Linked DNA regions of Homo sapiens: region 1 is linked to region 2. A link is a contact called in ENCODE Hi-C or POLR2A ChIA-PET data. All regions are on one chromosome and are shown on one strand. Each heading gives the region's core, a stretch centred on a gene start or an enhancer-like site at or near the end of the contact. The rest is flanking DNA. Distances are from core to core; before and after follow the strand shown. Region 1 holds the start of NOL6 (nucleolar protein 6). Region 2 holds the start of STOML2 (stomatin like 2).

The links. Hi-C counts contacts between places; a loop is a spot of excess contacts on that map. ChIA-PET counts read pairs that join two places held with the same protein, here RNA polymerase II (POLR2A). Pooled maps may share reads with other maps.
Region 1: a pooled map shows a loop between it and region 2 (10-fold over the local background). The contact joins the promoter of NOL6 here to the promoter of STOML2 in region 2. A Hi-C loop is called at or near these places in 1 of 168 maps with a recorded cell type or tissue (naive thymus-derived CD4-positive, alpha-beta T cell), 1 of 37 single-sample maps with no recorded cell type and 7 of 50 pooled maps. POLR2A ChIA-PET finds 5 or more read pairs at or near these places in 1 of 52 experiments (activated CD4-positive, alpha-beta T cell).

The regions. Positions count from the first base shown.
Region 1 is chr9:33,472,506-33,475,205 of GRCh38, forward strand. It overlaps NOL6 (nucleolar protein 6), which reads right to left and starts at 1,419. Exons shown (of 26, transcript NM_022917.5): 1 at 1,284-1,419. The coding sequence starts at 1,337. LOC107987061 (a long non-coding RNA gene) reads left to right here and starts at 1,635. Exons shown (of 3, transcript XR_001746648.3): 1 at 1,635-1,692. RefSeq lists an enhancer at 1,031-1,370.
Region 2 is chr9:35,101,720-35,104,419 of GRCh38, forward strand. STOML2 (stomatin like 2) reads right to left here and starts at 1,412. Exons shown (of 10, transcript NM_013442.3): 1 at 1,331-1,412; 2 at 967-1,104; 3 at 376-475; 4 at 185-243; 5 at 1-92. The coding sequence starts at 1,375. It overlaps ATOSB (atos homolog B), which reads right to left. Exons shown (of 9, transcript NM_025182.4): 9 at 2,398-2,700. It also overlaps a transcript of PIGO-AS1 not described here. RefSeq lists enhancers at 790-1,049, 1,180-1,449, 1,460-1,509, 1,630-1,679.

The sequences.
Region 1 (2,700 bases), core at 169-2,668, 1.6 Mb before region 2:
CACCTGCTCTGTCCCTCTTTTGAGTAGGAGTCAGATTTTGTAAAACTCAGGAGAATCGTTACTTGGATGAACATCACTGAGCGCTGAGCCGAAAATTCCTTGAGTTAAGAGCTCTCCTGTCTACCTGACACCACAAGCATGGAGCTCTGTTTGGAATTGGTAGTGATAGAAGCTGACTGGGCCCAGGCTGGACACGGTGGCTGACGCCTGTAATCCCAGCAGTTTGGGAGGTGGAGCTGGGCGGATCAGCTGAAGTCAGGAGTTCGAAATCAGCCTGGCCAACATGGGGAAACTCCGTCTCTATTAAAAATACAAAAATTAGCCAGGTGTGGTGGCACATGCCTGTAATCTCAGCTACGCGGGAGACTGAGGCAGGAAAATCACTTGAACCCAGGAGGCAGAGGCTGAAGTGAGCCGAGATCGTGCCATTGCATTCTAGCCTGGGCAACAGAGCAAGACTGTCAAAAAAAAAAAAAAAAAAAAGAAGCTGACTGAGCCCTGCCCTAAGTAATGCCCAGGCCCCTTGTATTTTCAGGAAGTTTCCTCTTCTGCTGATATAGGCCTGGGACTTCTCAAATGTCTTTCCCATTCTCGCTCCAACCAAATCCTGCCAGGTTCCACCTCCTCTAGGAAGACCTGACTGCCTCAGTTTACACTAAATACTCACTGATGGAAGGAGCTAGAACCGACTGGACCCCAGAGGACACATTTAGCAAGTCATTAAATCCTCAAAATAATTCTTGAAGACACTTGAAGTCCCACTATTCACTCGAGGTTCCACAACTGGTACACCCGTACTATGAGCAGGCTTCAAAGGCAAGCGTGCAGGATCCCAAACCTTTTCCCCTACAGCCGTGGGCCCATCCGCTCCACGATGCCTCTCATCCCAGAGAGCCTTACTGGAGCGCTCCAGGAGAGGCACCGTATGCCCTCCGCTACAGCGGGGAGCACAGAACTGGACACAAATTCTGTGGAGGAAGATCCCGCTTATCGTCAAGGACCACCAAATAAAAGAAACGACCCAAGTGTGGGTCTCTTCAACTTTGAGGTGCAGAGCTCCAGAAGAGAGCAGAGGCTCTACCGGCTTCACTGCTTCTAACCAAATACTGCCAGGTTCCATCACCCCTAGCAAGCCCTGTCTCAGTGCCACTGGCTGGAAACATCCTCCAGAATGGGCCGCCGGCATGGCTTTCACCCGCAAGCTGTCAGATCACGCCATCTCGGGCCCTGCAGCCAAGGGAGCGCACATTGAGCCTCTGTTCCTCCCCGATGGCTCAACCCACCTCTGGCTCTCCAGTCGCTCCGCGAAGCTGCTCTCCAGCTGGCGCCGGCCCCATCACTCAGGGTCCAGCACTCTCCCGCACTTCAGATTCTAGCCGGGTCTATACCTCATAGCTTCCCACGTGGGCGGAAATGCCTAACTCCAGGCCCAAGTCCAGCCCACCCCAATTCCTCAGGACTCCACCCACTCCAGAGCTATTGGATTATCAGTCGATTACTCGCTTGCCATTGGCCGGGCAGTCTCAAGGCCCGCCCATTAGGGGAGGGGACAAACGGGTTTCTGTGCTTTACGGCCTCTTCGCGACGCTAGAACGGAAGCCTGCCCGTAGCTAGGCCTTTGCTTTCTTTTCCTCACTTCCTTCGCGTGGCTGCAATCGGGAAGGGCGGAGCTAGTTTGTTCCTTTTGGTCAGGTTTGTTTACAGCAGTTATTCCTCCCTTTTTCTTTATTTGCTACACCTTATCAGTTAACAAATCTTGTCAGTTCTACCTCCAAAACATACCTTGAATTTATTCATTTTTCTGTGTCTTCACTGCCAGGTTTAGCCCGTCACATCATCTTGTTCCCGAATTATTGTTATGACTTTTCTCCAGTTTTTACTTATTACTTAGCTTATTACAATTTCAAGTAATTTAGTTATTTTTATTTATTTATTTATTTATTTATTTATTTATTTATTTATTTATTTTTGGAGTAGTCTTGCTCTGTCGCCCAGGCTGGAGTGCAGTGGCACGATCTCAGCTCCCTGCATCCTCCCTCTCCCAGGCTCAAGCGATTCTCGTGCCTCAGCCTCCTGAGGAGCTGGGATTACAGGCAGGTACCATCACACCCGTCTAATTTTTGTATTTTCACTAGAGATGGGGTTTCCTCATGTTGCCTAGGCTGGTCTCAAACTCCTGACTGCCAGTGACCCGCCCACCTTGGCCTCCCGAAATGCTGGGATTACAGGCCTGAGCCACTGCTCCCGGCCTATTTTTAAACTATTAAAAATTTAAAACAAATGTTGCAAGAATAATATAATGAATGCGCATATACTCTTCACCTAGATTCACTTAGTGTTACTATTTTGCCAAGTTTATCTTTACCTATGTATTTACATATTATTTTGCAAAACCATTTGAAAACCAATCACACATCTCCCTAAATACTTAGGTATGTATCTACTAAGATCAAGGACTACCTCTTATGTAAGCACAGCCCGATTATGAAATTAAGGAAATTTAATCGTGATTCAATACTAGTATACAAATTCCATCTTTAAATTTTGTCAGTTATTCCAGTAATAACCGTTATATGTTTCATTTTATTTCCTAATGCAGGATCATCTAAATTCAACTATTACCATATAATATATATATATATATATATATATATATATATATATATATTTTTTTTTTTTTTTTTTTTTTTTTTTTTTGAG
Region 2 (2,700 bases), core at 162-2,661:
TTGTCCAGAGAGAGTTTGCCGAGCTCTGATCTCATGGTTGTTTGAGCTAGCTGGGTGACGGCATACTCAGGGTCCTCCACACCGTAGCTTGCCTGAGATGGACACGGATAGTGTAAGAAGCTTGGGCACAAGATTTTAGTGAAGAGGGCAACTCAAAAGGCTGGATAAAGTAGGGGACAGGTACCTTGTAAGGGTCCATGATGCGCAGGTAAAGGACTCCATCGATTTGCAGAGTTACATTGTCTGTAGAACCAGGAGAGAAAACGGGGAAAGTCAGGCCTCTAGGTCCCAACCAGTTCTTTCTACTAAGCTCTGGATCTACAGCAACCACATCCTAATAGCCTCAGAGCACCCATGTCACCCTGAACCCCTCACCGAGAGTCACAGCCGACTGCTCAGGCACGTTGATGACAATTTCCTTGAGACTCTGCACATATCGGATCCGGTCTAACACAGGGATGAGGATGTTCAAACCCTGGAAAGAGGAGTCATGGGTCCTCAGAAGGCTGGGAACTATTGGGTTGGGACCTAAGCTAGTCCTGGAGTATGTAGGGAGTCAACACATGGAACATGCCCAGAAAAGCAGCAGCTCCTACCAAGAAATAAGTCCTCAGAAGGCTGAGGTGTCACTGGTAAGAAAACCCAAGAGAACAGGAATGCAAGACTAGGCCCCTGAATGGAGGGGAGAGTCATGAGAATCGGAGCCAGCAGAATAGCCATCTCTATGCAGACTGAGAGGTAGGGCTGAGAGTGGGCAGGGGAGATTCCCAAGAATGGGGCCTGTGAGATGCATAGGAAAAGGTGGTAACATGGGGATGATGGTCAGCAGCCTGGGCCCTGTCAGGTCTGGCCTACAGAGTCGGGAGCTAACAGTGCGGGCAGGCCCAAAGGAAGTCCTCCCGACATTGCATGTCGTGAGGGATTGGTCATCTGGCTGGCCCAGGGTGGGCAGAAGAGGTTTCTCACAGGCTCCAGGATCCGGTGGAATCGGCCCATTCGCTCCACCACCCAGGCCTCCTGCTGCGGCACGAACAGTACCACGGTGTTTCGGGGCAATCCAGAGGAGGCGCGGCGCGGAGCGCGGCCAGAAGCCAGTAGAGAGCCCTGAAGGAAAGAAGAGGGTGAGCAGAGATCCCATCTGGCCAGACACGCCGCCCCTCGGTCCTGAAGGCATCTCCATAAACCACGACCCTCAGGATCCTCGGAGAATCACATGGGGACCATGACCTCTGACCCCAGTCCTCTCCAAAAGTTGGAATTTCGCTCTTTTCCAGCGGAGAACCCAGGTAATCTCTGTCCTGACCCTCTGGAAAGGTTGCCTCGCTCTCACCCTCAGCAAAAGGGCCCCAGTGCCCCGCGCCGCGCGCGCCAGCATTTCCCACCGCCGCAGCGACCTCCGGAACCAACGAGACGAGCGGAGCGGTCGCTCCCAGAAGCCTACCCGAGCCTTTCCTCTTGCAGTTCCGCTCCCCCGGATGTACTTCCGGCAGCTCCCTCCCCCGCTTCAACACTCACCCAATCAGCGTTACTTGGTCGAACGGCGCGTCAAGTTGTTCCCTGGGAAACGCAGACCTTCTAGAGAAGGGCGAAGGCTGTGGTTGTTCTGGGTTTAGCTGTTCACGCCGAAGATCCCCGGCCTGATGGCCAAAATGGAGGCTATTTTTCGCGGGCATTATCACTCAGACACCACGCACTGAATTATTCGTCCTCACCCGAGACTCAGTTTGCCCACCAGAGCGTAGTATCGCCCCCATCTGTCACCATAGCGACTAGTGGATTGGAGCTGACTCGTTGCCATGGTTGCCATAGTGATATTCTCTGGTAGTCCCGCTGTGTTGTGCCCAGGACTCCCACTGGGGACTGACCCCAATCCCGTTGCCATGGAAACTGGGCCTAATATTGCCTGGCGATTGGGCCGAGATTTTCCCCTCCCCTCTTTCCTCAAAGACACTGCAGCTCCTTCCCTGTCTTCCCAAGCAAGGTTTGTTATGCCCGGTCTTAAATACAGTCCAGCAAACAGCCTCAACGTTCAACCTTGTCTGGAGCATGTCACCTTGCCCACATCCCTAATGCTCTGGTAGTCAAGAGACCTCCGTAGTCACCTCCATTTTACATATGAGGGCACTGAAGTTCTGAGGGGCTAAAGTCATTAATAGAACCAGTATTAGAATCCTGATCTACAATTCAGAGTTCAGCTTCTACGGCTGAACTTTACCCACCAACCCCTCCGAAAGGAGAAAAACCAGGCCCCAGGAATCAGCAGGGACTAGCCTAAGACCTCATGGGCCCAGGCCTGTTGCCTCTCTGGTAGAAAGGGCTGAGTCCCAGCTCCAGGAAGGCCCTCCATCCCCCTTCACACCCTCTCCCCAACAACAACAACAACAACAAAAGTAGAGCTTAGTTCAAGTTTCCAAACAAGAATTTATTCTTTCTTTTTTAATCTTTTTTTCTAAAAAAAAGTACCAGGTACAATTTTTTCCTGTTTTTGATTTGCTTTGTTTTTTCAAGTTTCAGCAAATGCTTGTTCCCCTCAGCCCAGCCCCAGGAGTTAGGACTGAGGCTGGGTCAGAGTCTGGAGTGGGGAATGGGGTAGTTTGGAACCACATGACTGAGTTTGAGGGGTGCCCCTCACCCCAGCTGAGGTAGGTGGGTCAGAGTCTGGCCAGGTGAGAGGAGGCACCCCAGTGCTTGGCCCTGACT